5 separate regions of the Homo sapiens genome follow, and regions 2, 3, 4 and 5 are each linked to region 1. Evidence: chromatin loops called from intact Hi-C (ENCODE). Cell type or tissue: mammary epithelial cell. All regions are shown on one strand.

Region 1 (5,000 bases):
GCTCACCTGGATGTTGAGCTGCTTCTAGCGCTCCTGCCTCAGTCAGGTTTAAGGAGAAAGTCATGTGTTAGCTCAAAAAATCTGATGATGTTTTTACTTGGTTCCAGAAATTCTGATAGGGGCTGGAGGTTCAGAGGTGAGTAAGCTAGAAAAGTTCCTCGTTTCATGGAACTTTCATTCTAATGCAGTAAAGGAAGATCATCAAGTGGTAAACAAGCCAACATACACAATAACCTCACAGCCTGATAGGTACTTGAAAAAAATTAGTAAAGGTCATAAAATGTCAATGTTGTTAGCAACGGACTGAGATTAAAGTCTGCTTCTCTGTCTTCCATTCTATTCTCAGGAACCAAAGATAAACTTTTGAAGGGAAAATCTGATTATGCATAATCATTGGACTTTGGCATTTCACTACTTGCCCTTTAAATATTATCTTTTTTCCTCCACAAAACTGCACATGTCATGAAAGTGGAGACAGGGCTGCTTTTTCACTTCACCCCCTCACTGTTGCACATAGTGGGAGCTCAGTAAATATTTGCTGGATGGATGGATGAATTAAGAGAGGTTCTATTTGGTAGTGGTGGAGGGGACTGCTGTGATTGATACTTAAGACAGGTGCAATCCAATTGGTATCTATCAAGGGAGCACCCAACTGGAGAAGCAACATGAAGCAGAACATAGGTTGCCGGTGGAGTTAGGAAACTGACTCTAGGTTTGGCTCATCATTGGCTCCGAATATGTCAACTTCATGGCCCTTTCTGCTCCAACCCCAGCATAGAAGTGTGGAAAGGTAAACCTCAGAGCAGCAATTTGGTGGTATTAGGTATAGAAGGATTTCCATTGTTAGGCCATGGAGAAGAATGGTCAATTCAATGACTTAATATTGCAATTTAGAATCCCAAGAACGCAGGAGAGGTTGTAGGGTCAAGAGGAGATGAGCCTAGCCCTCAGGGATTCTTAAACACTTAGATTATGGTGTTTATGAAGTTACTCTGAGTTCTTCCTTTATTTGCAAAATTGGCATAATCACCAAGTAATGAGCTTTGCTGTTAGTACCCTGATTCTGTTTAGGCCCATTACCTTTGCTTAAACATTATATCCACAACATTCCTAAAATGGTTATGTTTCCTGTTTGAGCCAATTGGAAGTCTGAAGGCTAAAAGCTTTTTTGAACAATCAAAGATCTGAAAGTCAAACTGGCTTCATCAAAAGGGCAGTGAATTTCCTAAGAGAAGAGAGATTCAACTTGAGGCTGGACATGTCAAGGATGTTAAAGATCAAACAGTGGCAAATAATTGAAAAAAAAATGTTTGTATGAAATGCTGTCTGAACCTGACATTTTGTGAGCCTGTGACATAAAACATTCATTTGGTGAGCTGTCAAAGAAGACTTTATCCTCTTATGTATCCATGACAAATACTTGGGATGAGGATCCAGGGGTTTTTCTAGTCCTTGGTTTTCTCATCTGTGAAAAGGGGTTGAAAAATTCTACCTCCTAGAATTCTTGTAAGGCTTCCAAGGGGTAATACTTAGGAAATACCAGGTTCCTAGTCAGCACTTAATAAATCTCAGTTAAATTTGAATCTGAACTCTTTCAATACAGGAGCACTGAAAGTTTAGCCTTTCTCAATAATATAAGCTACCCTGAGCCAAGGCAAAAATCAGTAGGACTCCAACGTTCCCACTCCCTGATTATGGAAGCAGTGAAAAATGTGTTGATTTTATTCTTTTGGTGAGCTGTACACCCACCTAGCAAGACCAGGCCTAAACATATGGTCCCAATTTCTTGTCTCAAGGGAAAGACCAGTGTTCTTAGAGAAGCTAATTTTTACCAGTCTCCATAAAAAGTAATTTCCCATCCATGGAAAGTGGATTGGCCTGAACAGGCTCTGTTAACTGTTCTCAGGGCAGATGCGAAGCCCAGCAGAGGGCACTTGCCTGTGCTAGCTCTACTTCTATCTACTCTCATCTCCAACTTCTACCCTCTGTCTATCTATGAGACCTCACAGGTCTGTTCCTCTATGAAGCCTGTCTTGATTGCTCTAATTGGGTTTAAGTCCCTTTAGCGTATGTTGTCACTGTGTCATGAACATACATCTTTGTAGTAGTGTTAAGCTGGGGTTTGTGAAAGTTTGGGTATTATTTCTCCCACTTGACTGTAAGCCCTGTCTGTGTTGGCTCCCTATATCCCAGCGTCTAGCAGAGAGGCAGAACACACTCCACAGGAATACTTGCAGAAGGGAGAAAGAATGCTTGTGAGGCTGTTGGCTGAAAAGAAAACTGAAAGCAGGAGAGACAAACCATTGTGTGGATAGGCGTCTCACTGCACCGGGCAAAGCCGGGCAAACAGAGGGAGTGGAGGGTTACAACAGGAGGGATTTAGGACAGTGTTCAGGAAGAAAGCTGCTTTGCAAACATCCTTTAAAATTCAGGGCTGCCTAAAGAGTTACAGTGCGATCCCAGGGAAAACAGCCAGCAATTATATCAGCCTCTGCAAACAGAATAATCTGCTTTGCTCCAATCCCGATTTTTATTTTCCATAGGTTTTAAAGAAAAGTTAGAAGATAAACTTTACGGCGAAAGATTATAGGCAGGGTTCTGGCTAGGCTTTTTAAGCTAGGGGGATTTAAGGAAAGGAGACAGTACTCTCTCTCTGAGACCAAGTGAGTCTCTGGGGATGGGTGGAGTCGAAAACCTCTCCCTTGCTGGGCGATACTGTCTTGTGTTGACGTTCAAAAATATCTCCTTTAAGTTATCAAAAGAACCATCTCTTAGGTGCTGTCTGTTAGGGTAGGAGGTGGGCATGCCTAGGTCTTCTCCTGCTGCGAAGGGAAGAAGGAAGCTAGCTGGGGCCTTTCTGCTGAGCCTTTTAGACAATAGCACAGTGAGTACAGACACGTTTCCCTTGACTGCCAGGCTCAGAGCAAGGGCGAGGGTGGCACACAGGCATCTGCTAAGCAGAAAAATGTCATGCCAGGGGCTTCTTCACCAGCCAACCCTGTTCCTAGCTGGCAGGCCACTTCCCAGGCAGTTTCCAAACAACAAAACAGAAGGGATTTCATTTCTCACTTCATTTTTTTTTTTTTGGCTTCTGTATTCCCAGTCCCTACATTCTGAATAAACAACCTTTTGTTGTAAATGGATAACTTGTAAGCCATAGGCACTCAGGGAGAGCAAAGAAGCTAGCTAAGGTGTGGGGAGGGGGAGGAAGAATCTGTGCTCCAAGACTGGGCCTGCCTACTGTGTTGTTATGTGTCTGGGCTACATGTGTCTCCATGTCTCCGCGTCCTCACCTGGAAAGAGGGATAATTCTGCATGCCATATTGACAACCACAATGGTGAAGATGAATTAGAAGGAGGCACCTTGAAAAAAAGAAAAAAGGAAACTGTATAAGAAAAAAAGCCCCACACAGTTTTAAATATGCTCAACTTGATAATTCTTCATAAAATTAGAATCACAGTGACTTCCAGTATGCAGCTGAGTTCACGTGAAGTCTGCAGTCACTTGTTAGAGAAATGCTTTTACGGAATTGCTTCACCAAGCAGAGAACTGGCTCTGCTGTCTCACAGATGTGGGAAGTGACCAGCTTTGATCAGAGTAGCCTTGATCCAGTCACTTTCCTCTCTGAGTTGTGGTTCCCACATTAGTTGAGGGGAAGCTGCCGAGGTGGATGTGTGTTGCAGGATGAAGATAAGATGTTCCCCAAACACACAGAACATGGGTCTTTTCTACTCATTCCAGGATTATTGAGGAAGATCCACCTAAGATGCAAGTGTTAAATACAGTGATGGGGCAGGATGGGCCAAGGGTGATAAACATGCTCATTCTGAGAATTGGTAGTTATGCATAGGACTGCATAAGGCTGGCATAGCCCTGGCGATGTAGGTTCTACTGAGACCTATCCCCAGATGGGGGCCATAACCACATGGGCAGTTGTACAGCCATGCAACCACACCAGTAAGTGGATAGAACCAAGAGCTCCAAAGTTACACAGACAGTTTCCAGTCCTGCTTCTGCCTCCCCTGCTCAGTGCCTCTGTTTACCCATGGGCACACCAAGCTCTAAATAGGATTAAGCATGGCAACTACTCAACACAGTATCTGGTAGAAACCCCTCAGAAACGATAGTATTATTAACAATATTATTACTAACCCTAAGTACCTGGGGCTGCATATATCTCAGCTCTCTTTTCCTCCTGGGCAATTTCCATTTTCTAAACCGAGGTCCTGCTTTTTCAGCAAGGAAACTGTGCTAAATGCTCCCGCATCAGCGTGTGTGTGTGTGTCTCTCTCTAGGGGCTGGGGGCTCAAGTGTTGAAGTTGGTTCAGCGTGTGTGTGTGTTTGTGCACGTGTATGGGTGTGTGTAAGGGCTGGGGGCTCAAGCATTGGCGGTAGCTCAGCGTGTGTGCGTGTGTGCGTGTGTTCAAGGGCTGGGGGCTCAATTGTGAGAGGTGGCCCAGGGGCCGGTTAGAGACTGGGAAGGACGACAGAGGCAAGACACGCAGCGAGTGCTCTCGCGAGAGTTCACCGAGTTGATAAAATTATTAAAACACAAAATACACATTTGCGTGAGGGGGAAAAAATACCCGCTTGTCCGTCCTGTCCCTTCAGGCTGCGCAACGCTGGAGGGCGATGGGAGCTCCACACAGGTGGGACGAGCCTAGCAGGTAAACCTTCCACCGGCCCGAGCTCCGCGACGCCGCGCCCCCAGCCCCGCCCCGCCTTAAAAAAAAAAAAAAAAAAGAAGAAGAGAAAGAGCCGCCGGGAGAAGCGCGGACGCCGCCGCTTCCCGGGCTCCAGCCGCGGCCCAGAAGAGGAGGAGCCCAGACGCCCTTCGCGCGCCATTGGTCCATCCGCCTAGCAACAGCCGCGGCCGGACCAATGGGAGCCGCGAAGCGGCCGGCCCCGCTCCAGAAACTTGGCTGCGGAGAAGTTCGCTGTCCCAGCCAGGAAAACAAACCAAGAGACCCTTCACACCCCAGCCCTAAGTTTTCTTTCT
Region 2 (5,000 bases), 1.6 Mb before region 1:
TGTAATTATAGTGTGATGTTGAAATTGATTGTCTTAGCTTAGAGAGCCTACTTTTTAAAACTTAGGGTCTTGTTTCTAAATCATGTGTTGAAATTACAGTGTGAACTGTAGTTGCCATACTCTTTGATCCTACAAATTGTCACCACGATGAATTCATATCTTGTGCAAATTTTACCAGTTCTACGTGAATAGAAGAAAATTACTTTTTCTTCATGTAGAGAAGGGTATTCATTCCTAAGATTTTAAATCCACACTTCCCAATTATGGACTACGCCAGCTTCCTTTACACCTTTGCTTCTTTGTTTTCTTTTCCATACCTAAATGTTACTAAATTTTGCCTTTGAGCCTAAAGCATGTCATTGATGGTTTTTTTTTTTCTAGTTATTCCAAAAGGTCCCATAAATCTGGGGCCATAGCTAACTTACATTTAGTCATTTTCATGGGTAAAACACACTCATATGAGATCATTGCACTTGGGATCTTGAAATGCCTGATTAGTTTCCTTTCTGATTGTTGACCAGACTTAAACTAGTGGGATCTTGGCATTTATCTTTTTAAAAACCTGGTGCTCATTAAGGAAAGGAAAATATTCTGAAATAATCGAAATAACCTTTTGGGCATTGGAACTCCATTTTAAATTAAAAACATTTGTGCCTACTATTATCTTATGCTAAATTATACCCAGGTATTGTAAGTAAAATTATTTTGAAGTTACTTTGTTCTAAGAAACTATGGAGATTCTTGACAGTGTTAGACAAAGTCCTTAAATGACATTATATAAAAATTGAGAATTAGTACCTTATGACTTAACCATTTTACACTGAGATATTATTGGACATTGAGTGTACATGGAAATCACGTGATCAAAGTATTTGAGAAGTAAATATCTAAAGGAAGAGACCAATTTAAAACATTCTAATGAGCATCATCTCATAATTTGGTAATCTCATGTAAAATGCTTATAATAGGGGTGTGTGTATGTTATATATATTTTTAAAATAAATTTGTAATCATGTATACAGTAGTCCCCCCTTATCCGTGGTGTTTCAGTTTTTTTTTTTTTGAGTCAGAGTATTACTCTGTTGCGCAGGCTGGAGTACAGTGGCGTGATCTCAGCTCACTGCAACCTTTGTCTCCCAGGGCCTGGTGATTCTCATGTCTCAGCCTCCTGAGTAGCTGGGATTACAGGTGCACACCACCACTCCCTACTAATTTTATGTTTTTAGTAGAGACAAGGTTTTGCCATGTTGTCCATACAGGTCTTGAACTCCTGACATTAGGCAATCTGCTTGCCTCAACCTCCCCAAATGCTGGGATTACAGGTGTGAACCGCTGTGCCTGGCCCGTGTTTCACTTTTTGAGGTTTCAGTTACCTGAGGTCAACAGGCATCTGAAAATACTAATTTTGAGAGAGAGAGAGTGTGAGAGACCACATTTACATAACTTTTATACAGTACATTGTTATAGTTCTATTTTATTATTATTGTTGATCTCTTACTGTGCCTAATTTATAAATTAAAATTTATCCTAGGTATGTATGTATAGGTGAAAGCATAGAATACATAGGGTTTGGTACTATCCAGTTTTCAGGCATCACTGTGGGTCTTGGAACGCATCTCCCGAGGATAAGGGGGGGCTACTGTCAGTGTGAACCTGATTAGATCTCAACTGAAACTTTTTTGTCACATGAGGCCATCAGTTGAATTTCATGCCTGCATGTAGGTTTAGATTTTAATTACTTTTTTATGGTGTCAGCATAACAAATGAGAGTCATACAAACTATTGTTTAATGACAAAGTGGGTCAAACCCATAATTAAAAAAATTAATAATAGATTTTTGTTCTACTTGAGGTTTTGTAGCATTACGTAAAGCTTGAAAACTTGGAAATTGTTTTACTTAAAACCCAATTAAAATAATTTGATCTTTTGCTTTTACATCATAGAGTGGCACAATAAAAATTGTAATGGAAGATGTTATTTTACATTTTTTTTCTTTTTTTTTTTTTGAGACGGTGCCTTGCTCTGTCACCCAGGCTGTAGTGCAGTGGCGTGATCTCAGCTCACTGCAACCTCCGCCTCCCGGGTTGAAGTGATTCTCCTGCCTCAGCCTCCTGAATAGCTGGGATTACAGGCGTGAGCCACTATGTCCGGCTAATTTTTGTATTTTTCGTAGAGACAGGGATTCACCATGTTGGCCAAGCTGGTCTTGAACTCCTGAACTCAAGTGATCCGCCCACCTTGGCCTCCCAAAGTGCTAGGATTACAGACACTAGCCACCATGCCCGGGGGTGTTGTACATATTTCCTTTAATCTAAAAGCAGAACCATCTTTATATATTTTTATTTTTTTCCACTAGAGGGCTCTGTTGCCCTTTGATATAATTAAACAAAAGAGGCAGCATTGCAATATAGTTCTGTTCCTCTCAGTCCATCTTGCTTTCATTTTGGTTAAATAATGTCTTTTACTTTTCTAACATATCTTTTAGGTCTTCTAATTCTCTGTGATGAAGTTCAAACTGAAGACTGTTACTAGTGTCGTGTTTGTTTCTTTTTCTCTCTCTTTTGTTTTGTTTGTATAAAATGCCAGGGATGAAGGGATCCACTTAATAAAAAGGCCCATTGTGTTCAGGGAGCAGCCTGTTCTGCCAAATCACACAAGGGCATGTGTTTTCATGACATTATTGCTTTTGAGTGTGCTGGCCTAGCAATAATATGATTTTTTTTTCCTAAGTGGAAATTGTAATATTTAAGTATTAATACCTCTGTTTAAGGTTCATTTTGAACGCCTTGGTGACCCTATGTTTTTTTCTTTGTTTTTTGTTTTGTTTTTTTTTTTTTTGTTTTTTTTTTTTGTTTTTTTGAGATGAAGTCTTCCTCTGTTGCCCAGGCTGGAGTGCAGTGGCGCATTCTTGGCTCACTGCAACCTTCGCCTCCCAGGTTGAAGCAATTCTTCTGCCTCAGCCTCTCGAGTAGCTGGGAGTCCAGGCACCTGCCAACACGTCTGGCTAATTTTTGTATTTTTAGTAGAGATGGGGTTTCACCATCTTGGCCAGGCTGGTCTTGAACTCCTGACCTCATGATCCACCCGTTTCGGCCTCCCAAAATGCTGCGATTACAGGCGTGAGCTACTGCACCCGCAACCCTATGTTTTTTTCTAAGAATATAGTGTCCCTTGCCCCCTGCTACAAGCCTTACCCAGTGTTACATAATTTATTGTAATTAAATTGTTTATTAATGATACATTCTTGCTGTAGAAGAAAACGTGTCCTTTTGGGCTCAGTACAGTATATGTTTCTTAAGTAAGAGGGATCATATTAAACCAGCTACTTAATGTGAAGCAGATAGCCAGTGTTCTCCATGTACAATCTTAGGGAGGGTAATTTTTGTTTTGGCTGTGTAATTATGGTTTGAGGCAGCCCATTAATCGCATATTTCAGCTGTCAAATAGAAATTTGGCCCAGAAAGGAATACACTTTGGCTTTACAAAACTGCTTATTTTCAAATTTTTAAATGGGGACAAAAACGAATATGCTATATTATATACTTTTATTTATATAATTTTTTTTTCAGCAACTTTTTCTCTTTTGAAAATGCAAGAGCCTGAAAAACATTGTGAATATACTTGTAACATTGCAAAGCTATTTCACCAGAGTAAAGATATTTTGGTTGTTCATATACGAGTGTGTTCGTTGTTTATCTAATAAATTGTTAAAACTAGATGGCGATTCTGGGAATTATTATAGACTTCATAATAAATAAGATGCTGACAGTTGAAACCCCCTTGACCGTTGCCTGTTTGGTATGACACAGACCTTCTTGGACTTTTGTAGCCTATACATGAGTAGATATGAATCCTCAGCCTTCTCCAAAATAAGGTTGGGGTCACTAGGAGGCCTTCTTGGAAAGATGTCTTAAATTAAGGCACCAGTAGATGGATCAAAAAGCAGGTTCCAATAGCTCGCTTTTAGTTTCTTGCCTAAATTTGTGATCTCCCTTTGGCTTCATAAATAACGGTACATTTCATGAAGAGCTGGTCTCAGTCTACACAAGCCTAACTGAATGGGGTGCATAGGAAGGGTTGCATTGTGTGACAAGGTTTAAATCTAATTGTTTTAAGTCTTTGAGTTATTTGCTCACCAGGCTGTGCTTGATGGTTTTACTTTTTGTGATTTTTGGAGCCTTCATGTTAGAAGCCATAGTCATATGGTGCTCTCTGAAAGCAAGACAAGGTTTCTTCACTAGACTCTAAGAGGAGATCTGAGACAGAGAGATGGGGGCGGGGAGGAAACCTATTTCAGTGTCTCTACTATTTCTACCTAGGTGGAGGATAACTAGCCAGATGAACGGAGCTAAGCCTTTTGTATGAAGTTTATTTCATATAAAGAGGAACAAAATCAGAATCAAATTTCTTCTGTAGTTGCACAGAAACTGAAGTTAAAGCTAATACAATGTTTTTCATTTTTACCCTTACCTCTACAATGTACTTAATTGTTACAGATTCGTATTTATTGATTATCATGTTGTATTACATTGATAGCCGTTTAAAATTTATGAAGATTCCGTACTTGTCATATTTAATTCTCAGCACCGTGCTTACAGCTGTCTTGTGATAATGTCGAAAGGAAAGAGAAGGGAGGTGAGGTAACGTGCTTGAGATCATACAGGTCTTGGGCGGCGGGTGCCTGCAGGATAGATCAAAGGGTAATTGAGTCTGTGCCTGGGGCCCCTTCCACTGTACATGCCACCATCCTGTTGGGAGGAATAACAGCACACTCCTGAATGAGCTCTTTCTAAGCAGCTCATTCATTTTGTTAATCCTGAGTTTGGAATCAACCAATTTATTTAAACCCGTGAAGCCTCGCTCTGTGCCCGGTCAAGTGCTGGGAGTGGCATCTGCGGGGAGGGCCAAGGCAGATGTCATTTCCAGACTGCATTGGATCCTGGATTCAGAAGCTGAAGCTTAGGAGTGGGCATGGTGGTTCACGCCTGTAAACCCAGCCC
Region 3 (5,000 bases), 110 kb before region 1:
ACTACTGAAAGACGTGTCTCACAATATGAACTTTACCCAGACTCAAACTCCCAGGACCTCTACAGGCAAGGCTCTGGTGATGGTGAGCCCCAGGCCCTGTCCTGAATGAAGGTCAGTCTGATTCCAGACAGACCCCCTCTGTTTGATTGTTATCCCTGCTGCCTGAAAGCCCTGGGTGGTGATGGCCAGTCGCACTGGAGGAGGCGTCAATAGCCATAAAGTGAATAATTACATATTTCCCACTTAGGCTCCTAGTATGGGGCTGAGAGAGAGATCCACAAATAGGGCTGCTACTATGGAAGCTCATGAGGGAAACTGGCCTGAAGCTGAGGAACAAGATGGGGTGGGTTCCATTACCGCAATTAGCTCACTGTGTAAACAGCACTTAAGGGCTCTATCTGGGAGTTTGCAGTAATCCATCTGAAATAGACAACTATTTTATGCAGGGAGGCATGAGGGGAATTCTTTCCAAGTCAATTGAATAGTCTAGTCTGCAAACAGTCCTCTTCCTCCTCTTTCAGGCTCTACCTTGCCTCCCCCTCCCCCATAACAGCTGTGTTCCCTTGAATGGTCAATCAAGCACTGTATGAACCTGGCATGTGGGAAACTTTCAGCATTGCCTGGGCTCTGTTTATCCCATGCTGGGGTTTTGCTGAATTTCTTCTTTCTTCCTCCCTGACAATCGCCACGCTCTTTGTTCTGTCCGCTGTGGATTTGGGTGTTACAGATACAAGGGGTAAGAGAGCTGTGTTTGCTGTAGAAGTAAGGTGCCTCTGCAAGGAGTTAAGAGGCCCCCAGAGATTCCTACCCAAACCTTCCAACGTTTCTCATTCTTCTGAGGATCTGCAGGTTGCCTGTTTGTGTGCAGCTCCTGAATGTTTCTCTCTCTCCCTCTCTCTCTCTCTCTTTCTCTCTCTCTCGGGAATCCTGGTTGAGGCCACCATTTTATCATCAGACTGGACTCTGGGTAAAGCAATGCTGCCCAGAACTGGGAAAATTCCAATTACTAAGTTTTAGAAACTGAAATATATTATACCTTTTTTAGCAACCTATTCTCGTATTTCTCCTGTTTTGGCTCTTTGGAAGGAAATAGCTAAAAATTGTCATGAAGAGATGTTAACCAGGTTAAAAAATATAACATTGACATAGTGACTCTAGCGGACCATAGTTTACTTGCCTCCTTTCCCCTACATCCCGGTCTATGTAATTTGAGATCATATACATTTTGTATAAAAATCTTGAAACAAAAATGAAGGTCTGAATCTTGACCAACTGTTTAGTGACTTAAAGGATTTTTCTATAATATCAAATGCCTCATAAAGAATGGTAAAGAAGGCTGGGCATGGTGGCTCACACCTGTAATCCTAGCACTTTGGAAGCCCAAGGTGGGTGGATCATGAAGTCAGGAGTTTGAGACCAGTCTGACCAACATGGTGAAACCCCGTCTCTACTAAAAATACAAAAATTAACCAGGCATGGCGGCGCGTGCATGTGGTCCCAGCTACTCAGGAGGCTGAGGCAGGAGAATTGCTTGAACCCGGGAGGTGGAGGTTGCAGCCAGCCTAGATCACGCCACTGCACTCTGGCCTGGGCGACAGAGTGAGACTCCATCCCAAAAAAAAAAAAAAAAAAAGAATGGTAAAGAAAGTGCTTGTGACAAACAAATATGTCCCCAAACATGGCCAAAAAGTCCCCTTGGTGGGTGGTGGTGCATAATGGCCCCTAGTTGAAAGCCACTTTCTTGAATGAATGAATTTTTATAACTCTACAAGTTGAGGGTTTTACCTCAGAGAGGTGCAGTGTCTTGCCAGAGACCATCCAGGTACTGAGAGTTAGGGTTCAGGCCCCTTCCATAGCTCTGCAGCTGTGCCATGGATTGTTTCAGAACATTCCTTGCGGCCTGTAGCAGGGGCGGACCTTTTAGGTTCCGTCTAGTGGACATAGTACAGTAGGCCTCCTTTCTCAGCATACAGAAGCTTTCTAGATCTGGCTGCAAAATGAACAACACAGTCTCTGTTATAAAGAAAACCACAGCTTGAAAAAAATAGTACGGACACAGCTGATTCACCAGGGTGACTCATACCTGGGATCACGGCGCCTCGACTCGGCTTCCCATGGCCTGTCGTGGCTTGCGAAGGACCATGGCAACTTGAACAGACAGAACTTTCCCCTTGAATGCTGGGGACGGATCCACCCGGCTGGGTACAGGGTGAGTTCCACGCAGCCAGCCGTCAAGATAACTTTATCAAGGACGCGGAATCAGATTTCAGAGAATACAGTGGACAGCCTTGGAAGGCACTTGGAAGTTTCCAGTCCTATCCTGGCCAGCTCAGTGCACCCCTCTGTGAAGAGCTTATGGTCCTTGGGAGCAGTGGCCAGTTACAGTGTGCACAGGAAGGCATTTCAGTAATCATTCAGCGAGGTCAGAGCTGGTGCGGGAAATGGGTCTTCACATGCAGGCAGGTACGGGTGATAATTATCCTGGAAAACTTGTCACGTCAAGCTCGGAGTTCGTCTCTTTACCTATAAGCCCATAATGCCACTGTGATTACATCAGGCCTCTGGGAGGCCACGTGCGTGGTCCTCTGTTATCTGTTGATAGATTACTCTGTAATTGCACTCACATCGTTTTCTTGAGGACAAGAGGGTGTAATTGTCTTGTTTTGTGTGTCTCACATTTCTCATTGTGCAGTTAATCCCCCTGATCTGGTTCGCTGAGAGACTGAGTTTATAGAGATGTGGGTGAATTTCCACTACGCCCATTAGGGGTCTTTGTGCCCCTAGAGCCCACGGTTGCCCGAATTCCACCCATTAGAAAAAAGAATGGGCTAATTAAGTCTGGCAGCCTAATTTTGTGCTTTCTAATTTTGCCCTTTAAATGCATCATAATTATCAGATGCAAAATACATTTTCAAATGCAGAGCCAGTGACGGGTGTATTTTTAAATGTGCAGGGCTAAGATGGGAGTTAGCAAAGAAGCAGGCAATATTTTTAACTTGTATCATCGGGCAGGAAAAGGCCATTGTTTCTCTGATTCCCACCACTGCATTTGGAATGAAAATAACATTTATTCCAAGTGCTACTGAAATGCCTGTATTGTGTTGCTGTCACTGGAAACGCTGCTGGGTGACATGTTCTTTGGGATGTGCTTGGACAAAGGAGGTGAGATCATAGCCTGAGACTCGTGGCTTCACGTTAAGGCATGGGGTACATGCCTCTACAGAGGCTGCGAGAAGTCAGGGTTGGTGTAGATAGGAACTTGGAAGAGCTCTTGGTGACCAAGTAACAGAAGTCCTTTCTTATTTTTAATGCTTTTAATAGCTCTTAAAATTATTGACAAAAGCATGTACCCAAAGCCTTTGATTACTGGAGCTTTTGGACATAACTTTTTTTACTTGTCCCCAACCCCTCCTAAGAGGTATTTTACAATTTTATTCAAAGCGAATCCTGAAAACAAAAAAAGTCATAATGACATATCATATTACATTTAAAATATGTATGTATCTTGCTTAATGTGTGCAGTCCATATAAACTGTGTATCCCATATATCAATGCAGCATAATGCATTTCAGTGGATCTAGCATCAAAAATAACCATGAAAGAGAGGTTAGCATGAGACTCGGCTCCTTGGAGTGGTTCCCTCTGCAAGTTTAAGTTTCTTCATTTCATGAAACCCTTTGTATTTTAGATGGAGAATCTTCTCCCACTTCCCCTACGGGAAAGGACAATGTAGTCTCTGCACATGAACCCACTGCTCCTTCTTGGACCCTGGGGTACATTCCAAAGGGGTGTTGACATCTCACCGCAGAGACTTGGAGTGTAAGAAGAGCAAATTGCTCACAGGCCTCTATGCCAGCAGAGCTCTCTGGAAGCCACTGGATCTTGTCTGGAATCCCTTCTAATTAGGTACAATAAAACGGATCGCATACATGTTCATAGCAGCATTATTCCCAATAGCCAAAAGGTGGAAGCAACCCAAATGGTGAATGGATAAACACATTCATGTTATGGCCCATGATGGAATATCACTCAGTTGTAAAAAGGAATGATGTCCTGATTAATGCTGCCACATGGAATAACCTTGAAAACATGCTAGGAGGTGAAACAAGCCAGACACAAAAGCCACATTTTGTAGGATTCAATTTCATTATTGGTTGATTTGAGAATCAATGTTTTTATGTATTCTCGCATTGCCCAATTCCAAAAAGGGTTTGGAGCAGCTTACAAACATGCCCACGCAAAGGGAGCCACAAAATAATGGCAAACTGACAATGGAACGGAGGGTGAAGGAAGAAATGGTGAATATTAGACTTGTGGTGCACAACCCAACAACGTGCAACGTTCACTTATCAACCAGGCAGGTTTACTTAGGACAGAAGAAAAACCTGATGTGGCTACACCATTCTGTCTGATTCCATTTACATGGAATGCCAGAATAGGCAAATTCATAGAGGGAGAAAGTAAATTCGTGGTTCCAGCGGCTGAGAGAAGGGGTTCATGAGGAGTTACTACTTAATGGGAACAGGATATCCTTTTGGGGTGTGATGAAGATTCTCTGAAATTAGAAGATGGTGATGGTTGCACAACCTTGTGAATATGCTTAAACCATTGAATTGTACATTTTAAATGGGTGAATTTAAGGTTATGTGAATTGTATCTCTATAAAAATATTGGGTTACATTATAAAATTGGAAAAAAAAAGAAAGATCGATGACCTCTTTACTTCTATGTTTTCCCTTAGAAATGGAAACCAGATATATGTTTCAATATTGATTTGGTGATGCTTGGTTTCTTTAAAGGAGAAAAAATTTCTGTGGATAAGTGATAAGGTGGCTTGAGAGGCTGTCCACGGACCCAGCAGTATGGGGGGAGGAATCCCCCTGTGGAGACAGCACAGGTGATTGTCCAGGCCTGAGAAAGGCAAGGCTCTTGTAGAGCTCGCAAAGCTCAGTGTAAGAAAATAAATGGGAGCAGGCACACATTACCCTTGGAGCCAGACA
Region 4 (5,000 bases), 320 kb after region 1:
CCCTACAATGATAAAAGCCAAGGAATTAATAGTAAACAGACAACATTCCCCAAAACACCGGTGTGTATACATGTGAGATAGACACAATGTTATAAATTGAGATACTTAAGCAGACCATCCTTTATATCCAGTGATCAATCTATTTCATCCATTCATCTAACCACCCATCCATCCATTTTTCCATCCATTCATCTATCCAGCTGTCTATCCATTTGTCCATTTATCTATCAATCCATTTCATCCATACTTCCACCCATCCATCCATTCATTCATCAGTCCATCCATTCATTTCTCCATCCATTCATCTATCCATCTGTCTTTCCATCCCCGGCCTCCTCATCCATTCATCCACCCGTTCATTAACCTATCCTTCCATTTTATTCATCCTTCCATCCATACATTTATCCATCCATCATTCCATCCATCCATTCACCTATTCATCCATCCACCCATCCATCCACAGATATTTATTTAGTACTCTAACATTTTAGTCTCTCTACTACTAGTTTGGGAGTCCATAGTGAACCAGGTAGACACATTTTCTGCCACATCAAGTTGTCAGTCATAGAGGGAAATATAAATAATTAAACAATGTACAGTACAATGTAATTAAGTATTGAGATGGGAGTTCAAGGTGCAGGCAGAGAACATCCAACAGTTACATAGCTCTGGTTTAGAGTCATCAGTTGCAGTCTCTCTGAGGAAACTCTTCCTGGGAAGAAGGAACCAACCCTGTAAGATAATTAGATCTAGCTAGTCAGGTGCAGGGAAGCTGGAAGAAAAGAAGGGCTTTAACATTAATTGAATATCTATTTCATGCCAGATAACAGGTTTGTCACATTACAGATAGTTCTTCAATTCATTTTCACAGCAACTAGAGAAAACAGAGGCTCTGCACAGTAAAGTTGCTTTCCCAAGTGCTCAGAACAAGAGACATACTTTATAAATGACCCAGGTTTTCTCTTGTTCCAATGTCTTTACTCTTTGTCTTGTTCCATGAATTCCCCTCCACCACACCTCCCTTGGATTATGAGTGAGTTGAAAAATTCAGGGAGGTTTTTGACACATTCTCCAACCAAGAAAGATAAAGTATGTGGGCTCTGGATTCAAACAGGCCTAGATTTCAATTCCTTTTTGACATCTACTAGGAGCATGACTTTAGGCAAGTTATTTAACCTCTCTAAGCCTCTATGTTCTCATCTGTAAAATGGGGATAGTAATAGTTTGTACTTCAGTGCTTTATAAAAAAAATAAGAAGTGCAAAGTTAGTAGAGTATCTGGTCCTATAATAGTTCAATGCATGTTTTTATATTATTCTTTTCATTATCTCCGCAGAAATAGGCTTGTTTTATAGAAGAAAACATGATGAGATACGACACAGAGGAGAAAATCTTCAATGCTTTAAATAAAGAGGCCTTTGTTCCTTCTTGTCCATCAACTAGAGAGAAGCGTTGAACCCCATGGTATACCCCAACCTCACAACAACCTTAACAAATAGGTCTCAGTATATTTTTCCAGCCTCGACTATCACTTAATCCAGACATCTGAGACTCTAGGGCAGCCTCCTGGAGTAGCTCTGAGTTTTAAGCCTCTTCCAGCCCTTTTGAGAGGTCAAAACCAAGGAGGTATTGCGTGAGAACTCCCCATCCTCCAGAACTACCCAGTCTGAGGGTAGAAGTTCGTGAGCTGCTGAATGTCACCCCTGTCCTGCCATTACCGAGTGCACCGTCACCTTGGAATGCGCTTGGGGTGAGGGCAGATGGTGATGGAGGCTACTTCACATAGACCTGGCAGGAGACCCTAAAGGGCTGGTCCCTCCCTTCAGGGCCCTACAGAGGCCTTCCCTGAGTCTTTCCCCACTCTGGGCCTCTTTTCCTGCTATTTTCACCCATTTAAATGTGCTTGTCAGATTCCTGCCAACACACTTGGTTTTGTAATGTTGTGTAATACCTCGAGCCACCTTAATGAAATATTCACACTCCCTTCTCTGTTGGAGCATTCACCCAGGTTCCCAGAAAATTCTCTCTCTCTTGTTTTCAAAGATATACCCCCAAGAAGGAAGACCCTGAGTGAGGCCCATGACCCCCAGTAGAGGCAGGCTCAATGGCTGGGGCAAACTGCTCCATAGAATGGGGTTTGGGGAGCCTCCTGTCTCAGGCTCCTCCTGGAAGAACTGAGAACCCTAAATAGAATGGCTAGGAGCAGGAATATTTGAGTTGGGACCTCCTGGGATAAGACCCCCACCCCGGGAAATAGAGAAACCTTTCTCCTCAAGATTAGCGTCCTAGCTAATTCTGCCTTTAAAAAGCAGCCCTGCGGACCCAAAGCATCTTGACACTGAGCAAAGACTGCCACCTGTTGAATACTCAGGATAGTGTGCTCCTTCCAAGGCCTCCAGGCTCCAGGGTATATGCTGCAGGCACAGCCTGTCCTCTACCCATCCAAGCTCAGAAGTGGGAAAAGCCACCCAGTGCTGATTGCGTAGACCTTCTGGCATTCATCTGTAAAATAAGGCGGTTGCCCTGAGTGACCTCCCACAGCTCAGGGAAGGTGAGTTGACTTGCCTTGGTCACAAAGTAAGTCAGGAGCTCCTGACCTCTTTCTGATGCCGCCAGAAGCACTTCCTACCCTACCACTCTCTTTAGATTCTGTTTGAATTTATTTTATGAAGGTATTTTTAAAGACATAAATAAAAGAGCCCAAATTGGCAAAAATACAGGTTGGCAAAACATCAAAGTGAATATACAGGTGGAAACAGCACTCACATTAAAACCCAGAATGCATCTGGTCCCTAAAGGAGCATCCTTCTTTCACTCTTACAGTTACCCTCTGCTCCAAGGGTAATGAGTATCTTGATTTCTAGCTCCATAGGTTAGTTTTGCCTGTTTTTGAACTGAATACAAATTGATTCATACATGTGATGTCACTTTTCTCACTCATTGTTTCATTTGTGTGATTTAGTCTTTCCCTCTGTGTCATAAGAAACCATATTTTTTTTAAGGTGGGATGCGGAATTATACCTGAAAACTGGAAAGACTTTGGAAATTATTGAATGCAGCCTTATTGTTCTTTAGTGAGAGAGGGAGGCTCAGAGGAGGAAGGGATCCGTCAAAGGAGACATAGCATGTTCAGAGGTTTCTCTATTAGATGACAAGACTCCCATACAGATGGCCAAGGGGAACACAGAACTTGGCACTCAGGCCAGCACTAAGGACACTGGTCCCACTTAACATGTCATCAAGCCTTAGGAACACTTTAACAGGTTCTAGTCTAAGACCATAAGTATTGTCATCCTCATTACCAAATGTGGCATTTTGCCCACTGTACTCATTCAACAAACACTCAAATATTTGATGAGTGAATAAATGGATCTCAGTACCTCACTGCCTTCATTCCGGAAATGGATACCTTATTGTGGGTCCTGACTCTCTCACCAGTTATGATGAGGATAGATGCAGTGATACCTGGTTAAGAGACTGATGTTGGTTACAAACGAAAAACTCTTGCAATGGACAGTGTCCATTGGTTGTACTCATGGGCTCTGAAGCTAGACTGACCCAGATTCCATTACTACATCTAGGATTTATGTGTTTGTTAATCTTAGATGATCTTTCTTTCTTTCTTTTTTTTTTTTTTTTATACTTTAAGTTTTAGGGTACATGTGCACATTGTGCAGGTTAGTTACATATGTATACATGTGCCATGCTGGTGCACTGCACCCACTAACTCGTCATCTAGCATTAGGTATATCTCCCAGTGCTATCCCTCCCCCCTCCCCCCACCCCACCACAGTCCCCAGAGTGTGATATTCCCCTTCCTGTGTCCATGTGATCTCATTGTTCAATTCCCACCTATGAGTGAGAATATGCGGTGTTTGGTTTTTTGTTCTTGTGATCGTTTACTGAGAATGATGATTTCCAATCTCATCCATGTCCCTACAAAGGACATGAACTCTCCATTTTTTATGGCTGCATAGCATTCCATGGTGTATATGTGCCACATTTTCTTAATCCAGTCTATCATTGTTGGACATTTGGGTTGGTTCCAAGTCTTTGCTATTGTGAATAATGCCACAATAAACATACGTGTGCATGTGTCTTTATAGCAGCATGATTTATAGTCCTTTGGGTATATACCCAGTAATGGGATGGCTGGTTCAAATGGTATTTCTAGTTCTAGATCCCTGAGGAATCGCCACACTGACTTCCACAATGGTTGAACTAGTTTACAGTCCCACCAACAGTGTAAAAGTGTTCCTGTTTCTCCACATCCTCTCCAGCACCTGTTGTTTCCTGACTTTTTAATGATTGCCATTCTAACTGGTGTGAGGTGGTATCTCATTGTGGTTTTGATTTGCATTTCTCTGATGGCCAGTGATGATGAGCATTTTTTCATGTGTTTTTTGGCTGTGTAAATGTCTTCTTTTGAGAAGTGTCTGTTCATGTCCTTTGCCCACTTTTTGATGGGGTTGTTTGTTTTTTTCTTGTAAATTTGTTTGAGTTCATTGTAGATTCTGGATATTAGCCCTTTGTCAGATGAGTAGGTTGTGAAAATTTTCTCCCATTTTGTAGGTTGCCTGTTCACTCTGATGGTAGTTTCTTTTGCTGTGCAGAAGCTCTTTAGTTTAATTAGATCCCATTTGTCAATTTTGGCTTCTGTTGCCATTGCTTTTGGTGTTGTGGACATGAAGTCCTTGCCCATGCCTATGTCCTGAATGGTGATGCCTAGGTTTTCTACTACGGTTTTTATGCCTTTAGGTCTAGCGTTTAAGTCTTTAATCCATCTTGAATTGATTTTTGTATAAGGTGTAAGGAAGGGATCCAGTTTCAGCTTTCTACATATGGCTAGCCAGTTTTCCCAGCACCATTTATTAAATAGGGAATCCTTTCCCCATTGCTTGTTTTTCTCAGGTTTGTCCAAGATCAGATAGTTGTAGATATATGGCATTATTTCTGAGGGCTCTGTTCTGTTCCATTTGTCTATATCTCTGTTTTGGTACC
Region 5 (5,000 bases), 600 kb after region 1:
TCATAACCTGTCTGCTCAAAGCTAGAAAACTTCTGACAATATACAGGCTTTTTCTTTAATAGAAAAAAATATAATTTGTGGAATACTCTTTTTGCTCAGTCATTAATAGGATGATATTAGTGTTTACTGTGTTGTAGCTTTTTTGTTTTGTTTTGTTTGTTTTTGTTTTTGTTTTCCCAGAATTCTCCTCAGGCCATGATGACAAAGATAATTTTAGGTGTACTGTATATTTGTTGTTGTTTATATTCATCCCCAAAGGTAATTCTTCTAACATATTTAATTTTGTACAATGTGTTTTAAATAATTTCTGCTGTCTTCCTCCAGCTGCTTCATAAGTTAGATAAAAACTTGATTCACGGTCTTTATTTCAAGTTTCAGGTTTTGCACTTTGCATCAAATTTTGTTAAAGAAACAACTCCCTGCATTGGAATTTGAAAACACCACTCAGGGAAATCTCAACTGTGCTGCAGTATTTTAAAATAAGAGGTGTATGCAATGATGTTTAACAAGAGAAAGAGCTCATTTAAGGAGACTCGGAAATGATCATTTTCTTGGGTATCTGTTACAGCTAATTCTCAGCAAAGGGGCCAAGCAGAAGTCCTCCAACATTTAGAGACAGGACAGAAGATTACCAGGGAAAGGCATGGCTGAATCTGGAATTACGGGCAAATTAAGAAAACTCAAAATTAATGGCAGAGTGAAAAATTCAGTCATCACAAATTCTCAGACTCATGTGGCCAAGAATCACTCCTGTGACCTACAGACCCTTATACATCATCGGCACCCACCATCGCTGCACAAACATTACCTTTGTAGGGCTGTTGCTCCCCAGCCCTCCCCTATATCCTTGCTTCAAGTCAGCATATGCCCCCACCGCGCCCCCACCTACTTGCTCTGATGTTGCCCAACCAGTCTTTGGTTTTGATTTATAACATAATCGATAAGAAATTGCAAGTCATTTTTTTTTCTACTTCTACAACTTAATCTTTAAAATTCTTTGGCGATTTCATAATTTTCTAAATTTAAAATTGTTTTTTCCTAATAGTATTCCATATTAATTTGGCCAATAAAGGCAAGTAACATAAAGAGCTTTAGGAAATCCTGACAGAATATCATTTTATCACAATGAATAAAATAGAACAGGTTTCAATTAAATGTTAACAAAAAGATTTTTTTCTTATTATAAAATCAAGACATGCTCATTGCAATAAATTCAGACAGCATTCAAAAGTATAAGGAGGAATTTCAAAGTCATCTTCAATCTCCCGGAATAACCACTGTTAACATATTAGGGTGTCTCAACAGAGACCCTTTCACATGCATGTACCCACACGTGTATTTTCAGTAAAATAGGATCAAGCATATATGATTCCTTGCTTTTTTCCACTCAATAATATACCACGGTCATTTTTTTTCTATGTCAGTAAGCATAGATTTCAATAACTGTATTAAATACTGCACAATATTCCACCATATTGATGTACCAAAATGTACTTTTCTAGCCTTATGTGATTGATCACATAGAGCAATTCCAGTATTTCAATATTATAAACCAGCCTGCTATGAGCATACACCTGGCATCCTTACCCATTTGTGGCCTAGATGATTTTTGCAAAATCACAATAATAGTTCTTCAGTTCTGCCTGTTAATAAACCTTTCATGGTCACCATTCTCTCTGGATATTATGGGTGACAGTGCCTGATGCAGACCCAGTAGCTGTGAATGCAGGGTGACTAAAGGAGAGACATTCCTACACACCACCTTGGCTGAGGATGTCAAGAGCAATAGGATCAGGGCCTTTAAGGATTTCTTCAAGTGTTTATACAAAACACTCCCTAGGGCTCCAGAAATAGCTGGGAGACTGGAGGGTGGGAAGCTGAAAATCTTCCCTGTCTTGATAAAGGTAGCTCAGAGAAAGACTATTATTGGTTTCTATTAATGTAACTGACTTCTGAGCTGTCAGGAGGCAAGCTTGCATTTTAGAGCAAATGAATAAATGCGTTTTGGATGCACTACTAACAAAGGGACCGGCTTATTTTAAATTCTCCCCAGAAACAAAACAAATAAAGATAAAGTCTCAGAATCATCACTTTCAGATGCCAGCTCAGAGACCACCTGGAGAAACCTCACTGTCTCTCAGCAGTTCCCTAGCCTGCTGCTTAGAAACCACCAGAATCAGGAACAGCCACCGCCAGAGAACAGCTTCATCCATTATCCGATGCTGCCTCCTTCTGCCGGCCATTAGCAGGTGAACCTTTTTTCCCCCAAAGGAGCACTATTGCTGACTTCCAGTGTATGTAGCCAGGGTTTTAGGAGTGTGGCTGCAGGGGCTGACGGAGCTCCGCAGCCATGACCACTCCCTGTTAGGGAAAAACTTCAAAGCCATGGTGCTGGCTTTTCTCCTTATGATGAATGGGCAGCATGGCAGTGTGTTTTGTTATGCCAACACCATCATAAACGGCTTTAATAATTGCCTCAAACTCTCTGAAATCAGTTGTTTCTACAATTAATGACTGATTTCACAGGGCATTAACCATCCCTAGCAATAGTTCATTAACTGCTGGCGAGTGGGAAGCCATTGTTGGACGGTACTGATGCTGCCTTCAGAAGATTTGCCGATGGTGAGCAGGGACATGTGCCCAGAGGAAAATAACAATGAAGGTAGCTTTTCTGAGCACTTGGAGTCACAGTGCAGGGTGGTGGATGTCAGCAAGATACTTGTAATATCTCAGCTCCAGCCTTAAGCTGTGGCAAGAAAGCCAAGAAGCAAGACAACAGAGCTGAGAGCTAACCCAGAGAGGACTGTGCTGTCTACTGCAAATGGTCTAGAGTCTGCCCTATCTCCAAGCTCCTGTGATAAGGGAAGGTGAGGATCCATGGAGGATGATAGCAGGAGGTTTGAACAATGAATGGGGAAAGTGATAATCTGATTGTAAAGACCAATAGCCCTCTCTCCAGCACAGGACTTGAGCTTCATGAGAGCTGGCAGCAGGCCTTCTTCTCCTCACCAAAGCATCTCCAAGGCCTAGACCAGTGCTGTCATGTGATAAGTGCTCAATAAGTATGTGTTGCATGAGGCCTAGGCACGGTGGCTCACACCTGTAATCCCAGCACTTTGAGAGGCTGAGGCAGGCAGACTGTGTGAGCCCAGGAGTTCGAGACCAGCCTGGCCAACATGGCAAAACCTTGTCTTTACTAAAAATACAAAAATTAGACAGTCGTGGTGGTGTGTGCCTATAATCCCAGCTCGTGGGAAGGCTGAGGCACAAGAGTCACCTGAATCCAGGAGGCACAGGTTGCAATGATGCAGTGAGCCGAGATCATGCCACTGCATTCCAGCCTGGGTGACAGAGCAAGACCAGTCTCAAAATATACATACATATATATATATATATATATATAATTTATATAATATATAATTATAATATATAATTACACATATTTATGTTTATATATTACATACATATATTATATATTATATATTATTGTGTGTGTGTGTATATATATATATATATATTCATTGTTGAATGAATGAAGAAACTAGAGACAGAGAGAAGTTCAACACCAGAGCAAGACATCCCGGTTCAGAACAGAAACCTAGACCTGAAGGGAAAGAGAGACAAACCCCTATTTCTGAAGGAGGCCAAAAGGAGACCTAGAATAGGCCCAAGTTACAGATCATCTGCCTTTGAGGTTCAACTTTCTAAGGGCTCTATGCTCAGTCAAGATCATCTTGGAAATCAGACAAGCTCAGAGATGGCCCACACAATGCATCTACGGGAAAACAGGACTGGGAAGGTAACTGTTTCTTCCCCAAGTGGTGTGTGCTCTCAGACGGCCAACAGGGCCACCATCTTAGTCCCTGGAATGACTCCTTTGGCCTCATCATAAACTCTTCTCTTTCCTCTGCTTTCTAGCCCACTGGCTTCCTCTTGGCTCCTCCCATATATCGCGATTTTTCCCACCCCTAGGCCTCTACACACGCTGCTCTCTCTGGATCTAGTGTGTTTCCCTCTCCTTTTTGGTTCAATCGATCCCTACCCATCCCTCAGGCCTGGCTCCATCATGCTGCCACAGTGAAATCTCCCGACCACTGGAGGTGCTCCCAGCACCAGGCATCCCTTCTGCACTGTTGCAGTCTGTCAGTGCCCTGTTGCTGTTTGGTCAAGACTCATCCTCCAAGGCTGTAAACTTCAGATACCCACATGCATCACATTCATCATTGTTTCCCCAGTGTCTAACACAGTGCCTGGAATGCAGTGGGTTTTCAATACATATTTTTTAAATGAATAAATGCTGATGAATGAGGTCCTTTATTTTCCAGTGGGCAACTAGATCAGAATAAATGCACTGGAGGAATTTGTCAAGTCCTCCAGCAATGAGATGTCTTCACAGTGCACACCTTTGACCATCTTGGGGAATGCAAAGCAGAGGAAACAACAGCAATGATCAAAGCAAATCTTGGGCAGAACTGGCCCATTTTCCTCCTCTGTGTTTTCCTTTGCCTACTCAGGCTAAAACAGCACATTTCCTGGGAGGCTGGGTATCTTTACAGATGAATTCACCACTTTCAAGCATTTGACAAGGGTTGACTTGTTCTCATCTCAGTTGACACCCTGATGCTGGATCTCATAGGTCTCTGGCCTAAAAAAAAAAAAATACACTGGAAACATCTCAAATCCTTCTGAAAATTAAATTGGAATCCATCGACCTAATCTCTATCATGGGCATTATAAATCATTTTTAAGATTACTATGTTTGTTTTTGTTTTTGTTTTTATTTTTGTTTGTGCCTCTTAAAAATAGAAACAAGAAGAAATATGCCTCAGGGAAGGCTCACAGGGCCGACTGGGACCATTGGAGCTTTGTCATCGGAGGCTCCACTCGGGGCTGAAGGGGCTGGGATTAGGGGAAAAACCAGCAAATGAGCTCAGAAAGGCAGGAACAAAAGCTGAAAGAGATGATCTCACCTCATAGCGCCAAAGGAACAAAGCTCCCAC

The links. A loop is a pair of places that touch in the nucleus more often than their neighbours do. Peaks named below come from ENCODE experiments on the same cell type or tissue, not always from the same donor. Only the 100,000 strongest peaks of a DNase experiment are listed, where the experiment ranks them.
Region 2: it touches region 1 in a loop (10-fold over the local background); 2 of 110 quality-filtered maps call a loop at or near these places.
Region 3: a loop joins it to region 1, with 2.9 times the contacts of the local background. A loop is called at or near these places in 2 of 110 quality-filtered maps.
Region 4: it touches region 1 in a loop (15-fold over the local background); 17 of 110 quality-filtered maps call a loop at or near these places.
Region 5: it touches region 1 in a loop (6-fold over the local background); 4 of 110 quality-filtered maps call a loop at or near these places.

The regions. Positions count from the first base shown.
Region 1 is chr16:79,765,860-79,770,859 of GRCh38, forward strand. MAFTRR (MAF transcriptional regulator RNA) reads right to left here and starts at 4,673. Exons shown (of 6, transcript NR_104663.1): 1 at 4,588-4,673; 2 at 3,294-3,363. LINC01229 (long intergenic non-protein coding RNA 1229) reads left to right here and starts at 4,612. Exons shown (of 4, transcript NR_104660.1): 1 at 4,612-4,668. RefSeq lists an enhancer at 4,713-4,762 and silencers at 4,760-4,958, 4,883-4,932. In mammary epithelial cell, CTCF peaks have their summits at 1,920 (motif pointing right) and 4,631; a DNase peak (open chromatin) is centred at 4,792; H3K4me3 peaks cover 870 bases; H3K27ac peaks cover 1,638 bases.
Region 2 is chr16:78,120,617-78,125,616 of GRCh38, forward strand. All of the region lies in intron 4 of WWOX (WW domain containing oxidoreductase), which reads left to right. Among named protein-coding and RNA genes, the nearest start is that of WWOX, 23 kb to the left of the region's middle. In mammary epithelial cell, a CTCF peak has its summit at 2,365 (motif pointing right); a DNase peak (open chromatin) is centred at 2,375; H3K27ac peaks cover 362 bases.
Region 3 is chr16:79,656,365-79,661,364 of GRCh38, forward strand. No RefSeq gene overlaps it. Among named protein-coding and RNA genes, the nearest start is that of MAF, 58 kb to the left of the region's middle. In mammary epithelial cell, no CTCF peak of the experiment used is centred here; a DNase peak (open chromatin) is centred at 2,067; H3K27ac peaks cover 1,820 bases.
Region 4 is chr16:80,082,441-80,087,440 of GRCh38, forward strand. The region is part of intron 2 of LOC105371357 (a long non-coding RNA gene); the gene reads left to right. The region is part of intron 3 of LOC105371358 (a long non-coding RNA gene); the gene reads right to left. Among named protein-coding and RNA genes, the nearest start is that of LINC01228, 260 kb to the left of the region's middle. RefSeq lists a silencer at 2,291-2,360. In mammary epithelial cell, a CTCF peak has its summit at 2,357 (motif pointing left); a DNase peak (open chromatin) is centred at 2,381.
Region 5 is chr16:80,367,550-80,372,549 of GRCh38, forward strand. All of the region lies in intron 2 of DYNLRB2-AS1 (DYNLRB2 antisense RNA 1), which reads right to left. Among named protein-coding and RNA genes, the nearest start is that of DYNLRB2, 170 kb to the right of the region's middle. In mammary epithelial cell, a CTCF peak has its summit at 2,245 (motif pointing left); no DNase peak of the experiment used is centred here.